2 separate regions of the Mus musculus genome follow, and region 1 is linked to region 2. A link is a contact called in ENCODE Hi-C data. All regions are on one chromosome and are shown on one strand. Each heading gives the region's core, a stretch centred on a gene start or an enhancer-like site at or near the end of the contact. The rest is flanking DNA. Distances are from core to core; before and after follow the strand shown.

Evidence for each region. Hi-C counts contacts between places; a loop is a spot of excess contacts on that map.
Region 1: a map of heart shows a loop between it and region 2 (3-fold over the local background). The contact joins the enhancer-like site here to the promoter of Lmcd1 in region 2. A Hi-C loop is called at or near these places in 1 of 37 maps with a recorded cell type or tissue (heart).

What each region holds. Positions count from the first base shown.
Region 1 is chr6:112,399,593-112,404,419 of GRCm38, reverse strand. No RefSeq gene overlaps it. Among named protein-coding and RNA genes, the nearest start is that of Gm38873, 12 kb to the right of the region's middle. Within about 2 kb of position 2,304, at least 1 of the 3 ENCODE cell types and tissues checked has a DNase peak (open chromatin) inside an H3K27ac peak, as active enhancers do; it is heart, where a contact is called at or near this core.
Region 2 is chr6:112,270,116-112,275,201 of GRCm38, reverse strand. It overlaps Lmcd1 (LIM and cysteine-rich domains 1), which reads right to left and starts at 1,444. Exons shown (of 6, transcript NM_144799.2): 1 at 1,230-1,444. The coding sequence starts at 1,271.

The sequences.
Region 1 (4,827 bases), core at 1,055-3,554, 130 kb before region 2:
AGCTAAAGTTATAGGCAGTAGTTGTGAGTTGTGCATAGTTGTGAGTTGCCCAACGAGTGGGCTGGGGTCCAGACTTCAGTCCTCTGATAGAGTAGCATGCCCCTCAAAAGCATTTGCTTTGTGACCCTGACTGGACGCCAGCTTTCCTTGTGGTCAGTGACTGACTCAGACCTGATAGATATGAGTAGGAGGGGATGTTGGCCCGACCTTCCAGGGCTGTTCTTAAAGCCTGAAGGATGTTTCCTACTGTCACCTGTTAACCTCTACTCTGTCATTAAGACCATTAATACCAAGTGCTGGTGTCGCCTCTCCTGTCGCCTCTCCTGAGGTAATACCTATGATCCCCAGACCTTTTCTTTCATACTCTTTATTGGCTGTTGCAAAATTCCCCCTTCTTTTTTTCTCCTCTTGTGGGGAGCCGCCCTCACATTCTCCATTGCAAGATGGCGCTGACATCCTGTGTTCTAAGTGGTAAACAAATAATCTGCGCATGTGCCAAGGGTAGTTCTCCACTCCATGTTCTCTGCCTTCCACGTGACGACAACTCGGCCGATGGGCTGCAGCCAATCAGGGAGTGACACGTCCTAGGCGGAGGATAATTCTCCTAAAAAGGGACGGGGTTTCGCCATTCTCTCTCTTGCACTCCTGCTCTCTGGCTCCTGAAGATGTAAGCAATAGAGCTCTTGCACTCTTGCTCTCTGGCTCCTGAAGATGTAAGCAATAGAGCTCTTGCTCTCTTGCTCTCTGGCTCCTAAAGATGTAAGCAATAAAGCTCTTGCTCTCTTGCACTCTTGCTCCTAAAGATGTAAGCAATAAAGCTTTTGCCGCAGAAGATTCCGGTTTGCTGCGTTCTTCCTGGCCGGTCGTGAACGCGTTCAAGATCCTCTGACAGCATGAATCTGTTTTTATATGACTTTTTTCTCTGGGCATAACATGACCATCCCATGGACCCCTTGGGGGTAGAGATCACCTCGACTTGGTAGCTATGGCAACCAAACAAAAAGAGTAGGTCAGTGGTAGCTAGGTCTATGGCAATGAGAATGGGGCTGTCGACACTCTCTCTAGAAAGAAGGAAGAGGAGAAGGCCATCGAATCCTCACTTGGGATTCCAGCCACGACTCAGTCCTGCCTTATGCTTGCCAGCTACAAGGCATATTGGAAGGAAATGGAAGATTGACTTGAAAGGGGGACTCCACACTGCAGCTTCTATGGAGTGCATGAGAGGGTGAGGCTTGGAGTCAGCTCTGCAGGGCAGGGTGTCAGTGATGCTTTGGGGGTCTATCAGGTTGAACTTGGTCGAACTTAGTCTGTCACTGACACCCTGTCTGAAGTGAAGAGATGTTTGTCCAAGTCTTCCCAGAGAAAGCAAATGTAACTGAGCCTGACCAACTCTGTGTCTCTCTTCACTGCAGAGAACTTGTAAGATAACTTAATATGCATGGGTGCATAGCTCATAAGTAGACAGCTGAACACTTGATTCAATGCTAGGGTGTGTGTGTGTGGAGCAGCAAAGTCCTATGGATGGACACACCGAAGGGCTAAGAGCAATCATTGTTTCAGGAAATACCTAACCATCAAACTGAAGTGACACAGTATAGATAGATACCAACATCTCTGTCCTGCAAGGTCCCCTGTGCTGAGGTATTCCATGTTCATGGACCCTGTGTATCATGAGAGGCTGGACAGAAAGAGCCACTCTAGTTTGGGCAAGGGCAGCTGGAGGAAAGATTTCTGGAGGCAGATGCGTGCGTAGGGGGTGTGGGCAGTTAGATGGGTGGAGAGGAGGTGGGAATGAAGGTTGGGGGGGCCAATGGAGCAGAGGAAGAACAGATAGAGAAGCCCCAGCGACATCAGATCTGAGGAGTGTGTAAGAGAGGAGTGATGAGCCCCTGTGGTAGGAACAGGGCAGCCGGGAGCCAGTGAAATATGTCAGAACAATTTTCTGGTGTTATCGTTACTATGACGACCATAGCCTTTGTGTGTTCTGTTTACTTGCGGGAAATATGACATTTGAGTGTCCTGTTGTGGCCATTGTCAGCTGGGATTGTGGGGGACACCAGGACTGGCCAGCCTCAGAGCTCTGCTTCCTGTCTTTCTGGCCTGGGAGAATGAGATAGTGGGTTATTAATACCGCTCTCTGGAGGCCTGAGGTTGGGGCTTGGTGGAGGCTTGTTTATGCAGCTTGAAATAGCCCACCACTTGCCTGTCCAGTGGGCGTGCTGCCAGTCCAGTGGGTGTGTGTCTAGGCGAACAAAGCAAAGCTATTTTTTACCTTGGAGAGCCCTAGAATGCGTCAGAGAGTCCCAGAGCCTGCCCTACCCAGCCCACACCCAGGCTAGTGGCTAGTCCCAGTGGATATGGGTCTCCTGGAGGTGTCAGTGGGTGGAGAGATCACATGTCCTCTTCCTTCTCTCCCAGCTGGAGACTTGGAGAGCGTCTAAACTTCTCCAGCCAGATGGAGGAAGGATTTAGTTTTATTCTCCAATATGTAATAGCGGTGGCTCCTGCTCAAGGCATCAGACTCTGTGTTGACTAACTATGTCCTGCTCACTGCTGTTTGCACTGAAATTTCTCTATGAGGAATGGAGATGCCACTTTCCACCGTGAAGCTGGAGCTCAGAGAGGTTAATGACTTACCCAAGGTTATTCAGCTAGGAAGAGGTTTGTCCCCTTACTGTAGAGTCCATGCCTTTCTCGCCACTTTCAATGCTTGCCCTGAAGGAGAATGGAAGCAAGGGGTGGTCAGGAAGCCTCATAGCAATGGCCTGGGCTTTGGCCTCTTGGGGCTCCAGTATAAGTCACTAGGAGGGTGTCTGGGTTACTGGCCACCACCTCTTGGCAGCTGGGAAGAGGTATGTAGAGCCCCCATGTATGTGGGTGTGTACCCACACTGGTAGTACCAGTGTCCTCTAGGGTGAGGGGGTCACTGGACCAATTCGTTATGAAAAAGTGGTGCCACGAACCTGCTGAGCAGAAGCATGGAGGCTACCCTCCCCTGGTGGGATGTACCAGGAAGACCACAGACTTCGCTGTCAGCCTTTGTTTTCTTCTCCTCCCTGTTCATCTAAGTCCTGCTATGCTGCAGTGATTGCTCTATCCATAGCTCCTCCAGGCTGTCTCCCCAACCTCTTACCACCTAGAACACAGGGACATCCTTCCTTATCTGGCTGGGGTCACAACCTCTATCTGTACAAGTGACATTTCAGGACTAGAGATGTTTTGAGTCTCTGTGAAGTCCCTTTCTGACTGGGCTGAGATCTTCTTGAGGGTTGGTCCTAGTGTGTGCTTCTCTATGCCACTGTGTGCCAGTCTCCTTCTTTCAAGTCTTCAGTGACTTCTTAATGCTCATAGGATCGATTATCTACCCATTCATTTGTCCATCCATCTGTCTGTCTGTCCTTTCATATATCCATTCACCCACCCACTTACCTGTCCATTCGTCTTCCTAGGTAGATCTGTTCTACCTTCCATCCACTCTTCAGTTTGCCCACCTACCTATATATACCTCTGTCTGTCCAGATATCTTTCTTCCCATAAGACCATTCATCCATCCTTCCACCCATCCACCTATTCAACAACACTGAGAATAATATAAGGGGTACAGAGGACCATTAGACACTTCCTTGGAGTTTAGAGCCCAAGAGTGGAAGAGATATTTTTAAAAAGATGCCATTATGATTTGAAGATAGTAAGTCCCATGTGGTTGAAGGGGTCGAGAAGTTGGGAAGGCCAAGTGGACACATACTCTACTCACAGTTTCCCCGTTGTTCTACTGGGAGACCTGGGTACAATCATTTTCTTCCTGTGCCTCAGAGTCCTGACTTTTGACCTGGGCACAGCTTAAATTCTCACTTCAGGATGTAGTAAGAGTTGAGTGAGATGCTTGTGAAGCTTGTAGCCTCTTTTCCTTCCTAACAGTAAAGACTATCTCTTCCTTGCTCTTCATAGTGTCTCCTGGTCTCAAGAATTACTGTGGTTACAGGAGTGAAACTGCATTTTCCTCAACCTTCTTGTTAGCCTCATTCTGGGGTCAGCAAGGGGACCAGGAATTGAGAGATGGATTGTTAGGCCAACAAACTCTGGCTCAAGCTTTTTCAGAACCAGTCTTGGATCTCTCTCTAGCCTTTTTGATTTTAGGGTTAGGGAAAGAGAGTTTCTAGAGGTCTCCTTTCCTTGGTCTGGCCTCAGCCTCATTGTACAGGCAGGCAAGATGAAGTCTGGGGAAGTTGGAAATCACTGGAGCCAGGATTAAAGTTTATATCTAAATGGCCTTTTAGTTACTTCTGCTGAAAGATGAGGGTAGAATTGGCAGAGCATTCAACTGACTGCATTTCCACATCCTCATTCCAGTTTCCTAGAGGACACTGGACCTCGCCATGGTCTGAACACACAGTCTACTGCTCCTGGGTCCCATTCCTGATCTTTGGGGATTTTGAAATTATAGTGGGCAAATAAAAGGAAGGAAAACAAATGCCTTGTGGTCTTGGGGTTTAGGGGACATAGAGGACCCAGTTCAGGCCAGTTAGGGTGACAAAGGAGACATCCCATGGAAGGCTGCAGTATGACTCTGGAAGGTCACATTGTCCTGTGTTATAGGAATAGGGAAGAAATGAGTCTTGGACAGCCCTCTTCTCGGGCCATCTTGCTTTTGAGGAGACCAGCTGGTTAGAAAGTAATGCAGTAAGGGGTGGGGATAATGGGGGATCACCTGTCCCTAGAGGTTGATCTTTTTCCATTGTGAGCTCAGGTCTGAGTCTGCTTGGGCTGTATGTTCTGAGTATTGTAAAATCCTGATAACTCCCTCTTTCCTTGAGCATTGTTAAAGCG
Region 2 (5,086 bases), core at 195-2,694:
AGTCCATATATAATTAGAGACTAGCAGGTATCCCCCACACTCAGGTCTCAGTGCTCTGTGAATTCTGGATGAGAGATGACACTTGATTCTGCAAATAGTCTGGTGAATGCATCAGGGAGATGCCCAGACTAAGTCTGATTGGATGCCATGTGCAGAAGGAATCACTAGGCTCAGGAGTGGGAGGGCAGGAGGTCTGGGGCTTCCCCTCTCCCACCTCCATTCTCCCTGAGCTCTACGGTCTCTTTTTCTCTCCTTTGCTTTTCTACCTCCCACCAAATGTCAGCAAAGGAGAACTTTGCCCTGCAAGATTGAATACTCTGAGAGAATAGCTTAATAATTACTGCTTGGGCATGTTAGCCTACATTATCAAGATTGCTGTTAAAAGTACTGGCTGTCTCTCCTCCTTACATTCTAGATAGGGAAAGAGCGGCTAAGGATTTGAGTTTATCGCTGTTGTACAGCTAAAATGTGCCAGACCAAGGGCCAGGGTTTGAACATCTCTGTCCCCTGCAAGCCACCTCTCTTTCACCCATGCCTCTTATTTCCCCATCTGGGAAGCCATTGCTGCTTTCCTGTCCCCTACGTCTTCTCATAGCCCAGTCTTCTGCTTTCAGTGTACCTCAGGTAAGCAGGCAGCCAGTTTAGAGCTGTAGGCACAGCTGCTGGCCCCGCCTGCAGCAATTTACCCGTGACCTTCTGGGCTCTGGGCCAGCCCTTCTTGAAAGGGAAACGTGCAGACTCTGGGGACAGAAATTAGTTCCCCTGAGCTAGAATGGCTGCTATTGCCAACTGCACCAAAAGAAACTATTCTGTGTGCTGGGGAAACCACACAACTCTGGGAGGCTAGCGAAGGGGGAGGGGCTGCATCACAGTCCCCCAACCTTCACTAAAGGCACATCAGGGGGTTGGAGGGTACAGGCAAGGGAAAGCCAAGACGTTTCCCATGACCACAAATAAGCGTCTATTCCCTCCCTCTAAATTTTAACTTTAGTTCACCTTTAATCAGCATCAATAAAGAACTACGGCACAGTGCAAATACTTTCTTAACAATGGCTTTAAGGGCAATTTGGAGAGGGGTCAACCTGTCACCTCAAATAAGTATTGTCACCTATTCTGTTTTCTGTGCTTTCTGTGGATTTGATGCAACCATTAAAGTGTCCCTAGGTACTCAGTGCGTCTGAGAGCAGTGGGATCTGAAGGATACAGGAATACAGAGGGGTCTCGCTCACCTTTTGCACTCCAGGGTTGAGGTCCTTAGCCACTTTTGCCATCCTGGCGGTGCAGAAACAGCACCTGGCTTCTCAGGCAGGGGCCAGAGGGAGCGCGCAGCCTGGACAGCGCTGCTGAATGGCCAAGTTCAGGTTCCTTTGCCTGTGTGCAGCCGGCGGCTCTGTGCTCAGAGCCGCGCCGCTGCCCGCTTTAATTGGAGAGCGGGACTCCCTCTAAAAAGTGACCAGCCAATGCGCGTGGACACCCACTCCAGGCCAGCCAATCAGAGCAAAAAGCTGCATCCCTCCCTTAGGGTGGCCTCTGCAGGGAGGCTGAGAACTTGGCTAAACTCTACCCTGACGTCAGCTTAGCCGGCTGCCCTGCCACCTCGGGCTCACAGCTGTCCCCTAGGCGGCAGGAATCCCTCCCCACGCCCTTCTCCTTTAAAGGGCAAGGAGCAGAGGGAGGGGCAGAGGAGACCCAGGCAGATCCATTCAGGTCAAAAGAGAGAGCAAATAGGAGAGCCAAGGTATTTTTAGAGAGCTGGGTCCAAAAATAAATGCTGAGCAGTGCTCTCTGCCCACCTCTTCCCCCTTGTCCCAGGGGGGTGCGCGGGGGCAGGTGGTCTCCAGAAGCCTCAACTGACCCTAACCTGGCTAAGGTCTCTAGTAACCAGAGAGAAAAGACTCTAGTACATTATCATTTGTTAAAAACAATAGCCACAAAAATTTTTTTAAAAATTTAAAATATCTTTTTTAAAAATAACTTTTAAACTTCTCAGAGGAAGAAAACAATATTCTTTCTCTCTCTCTCTCTCTCTCTCTCTCTCTCTCTCTCTGTGTGTGTGTGTGTGTGTGTGTGTGTGAGAGAGAGAGAGAGAGAGAGAGAGAGAGAGAGAGAGAGAGAGAGTGCATGTGTGTGGAGGTCAGAGAATAACTTGTGGACATCAATTCTCTCCTTCCACCAAGTGGGCTCCCAGCATCAAACTCTGGTCATCAGGCTTGGCAGCAGCAAATATCCATACCCAGGGAGCCGTTCCCATATTATAGCTTCAAAATTATTTTTATGGTTCCAACTGAGAAAACGAGGAGAGATAGTCAGGTGATCAAAGGTGTGCTCTTCGATAGGACTTGTTTAGTCTAAAACGGTGAGATCGGAACTGGCCCCAGGGGTTGGAGCACGAGACTGTAAAGGATAGACTGTGAAAATTAGTAATTAAGTCTTGCAAGTCTGGATGAGCAAAATCTATCTGTTTCTCACCCTTGGAATGAAGTATCCATGAAACATCTAACAATGGTTTCTGTAAGTTGGCCAGGCTGTTTGCTCCGGAGCTCACGTTGCTCTCGGAGACTGCTTTCCCGACTTCGACTCCCCTGCCACAAGAGAATACAGAACAGGTACCTTTTTATCCAGAACAATCCTGCTTCACCTGTCATGAGGTGAGGAGGCCTTTCTACAACCCACATGGGCAAAATCTCCTGCCAGAAACTGGGATTCCAGTGGGTGAAAGTGAAAGATTGCCTGCAGGAGATCCAATATAGATCTTAAAGTATATCCTTCAGTCTTCTAATCAGAGACTTCCTATTGCTGAGTATTTAACCTGTCGTGCTCTTCCGGAGTCGCAAATCATCGCCAGTCCCTTCTGCCCCAAACCATGATTCCCTTTCCAGACTCCTGGAGAAGGTTTTCCATTGGTGACCTTCCTATATTTCTTTCTCATAGGTGTCTGCTACAATTAGTTTGGCTAACTTTGACTTTTGTTTTTGTACCTTTGACTACAACCATCAAGCATATAAGGGAAGCTCAGAGCACATTAGTTGGATAGATGAATGGTTGGATGGATGGACGAATAAAGACCTGGAGATCTAGTTCTGAGTGTGTGTGTGTGTGTGTGTGTGTGTGTGTGTGTATGAAGAGGCCAGAGGACATCATTGGCCATCGTAAGTCCCAGCCACCATTGATAAGGTCTCTCACTGACCTGGACCCTGTCTGGTAGATTAGGCTAGCTGGCTAGTGAGCTCCAAGAGATCCACCTGTCTTTGTCTCCCCAGTGCTGGGATTATGAGCATGCCATAATCTCATGCCTCACCAGGTTTGGTTTACATAGGTTTGGGGGACTGAGTCTAGGTCTTCATGTTTGCTAGGTTAGCATTTTACCAAGTGATCTCCCTTACTGGGATTCTGACTTTTTTTTTTTTTTTTTTTTTTTTTTTTTTTTTTGGTTTTTCGAGACAGGGTTCCTCTGTATAGGCCTGGCTGTCCTGGAACTCACTTTGTAGACCAGGCTGGCCTCAAACTCAAAAATCCGCCTGCCTCTGCCTCCTGATTGCTGGGATTAAAGGTGTGCACCACCACACCCGGCGGATTCTGACTTTTTATTAACACCAATCAGGACAGGCGAGACCAACAGAACAGGCACACTTCGTCCATTTTGTTCTAACTTCCAAGGTGGGTTGTGTGTGAAATCTTAGAACTTCACTAACATTTCAGCAGAAGTGTGGCCCTGGATGGAAGTGTTCCCATGAGCAGCTCTCTCAGTAGCAGATCCTCAGGACAACAGCGCTAAAGAGAGACATCATGCCAGAAGCTTTCATGTTTCAGAGCAATGAGAACAGAAGCCAGGAGGTGTAACAAAGGCAGGCTTTATCCCTTTCAGCCTGGGCAGAGACCTTCCCAGTGATGTCACTGGCCACTCCTGTCCCAGCCACTTTTCATTTTCCTTGTCTTGAGAAAGCATTGTTCTGGACATCCTGGTAGTTGCATTAACCTCACACTGTGTAGTTTCAGCCTTTCTCTTCTCCTTATCTTTACCTCTGGCTCCAGGAACATTTAAGGATGCAGATGCCACACCTTCTCAGGACAGAGCACTAAGCTACTGTCTTGGGTGCTCTGTCTTCTAATATCTAGAGAATTGCTTACCATGGGCAGACAAGAGATCCCTGCTGTCCTGTAGAACCTGTCCCCATCCCAGCTCCAGATTCCAATTCCTATCCTTTAAATCCTTCTGCAGACCTATGCAGTAAAGGAAGCCCCATAGCCATGGACTTTTATGGCTGCCAAATTAAAGCTTGTGTCTGTTCAGTTACGAGGAGGGAATGCGGCCACTGTATCTCAGCTTCACTAGAGCTTTGAGATACCCACCACTACCACCACCACTACCATCACCAACACCAACACTATACCACTTCTTGATCTTCTTGTTCTCATTCTCCTCCTCTTTCTCCTCCTCCCCCCTTTTCCTCTTCCTCTCTCTCCTCTTCTTCCTCCTCTATGTATGGTGTATGTGGGTACTTAGATGGATATACATGTGGGGGTCAGTGGTCAAACTAGTGTGTCATACCTCATTTTGGAGGGGATAGAGTCTTTCACTGAACCTGGATCTTGTCAGTTGGGCTAGGCTGGTGACTGTGAGCTCCAGAGATCCTCTGTCTTTATCTTCCTAGGGCTGGGATTATAAGCACGTGTGCTACCATGCCTGGCTTCTTACATGGGTACAGTGAATTGAACTTTGGTTCTTTTGCTTGTGTGGCTTTATGGGTTTATGCCTTAATGGAATGGATGAGCTCTCTATTTCTTTAGGGAAGAAAATAGAATTCTGGACATTTTTTTGGGGGGGGGTTGGAACAGTAGCAAGGTCTGATTTTCTCAAGGTTCATTGCTTTGAGGGGCTGGAAATGTCCATTCATTCGTAAGAGAGTCTCAGGCACCTGCCTTAACCAAGCCCTGGCCTAAGTGCTGGAGATACTCCATACATTAGAGACAAATCCTTCTCCTTGAAGATTGTTGCTCCAATAAATAACATCAGGGTTCTTTACCTGAGAAAGCTCTTAGCTTACTAGATCTTGGCCACTCAGAGAAAATAAAAATTCAAGGGCAT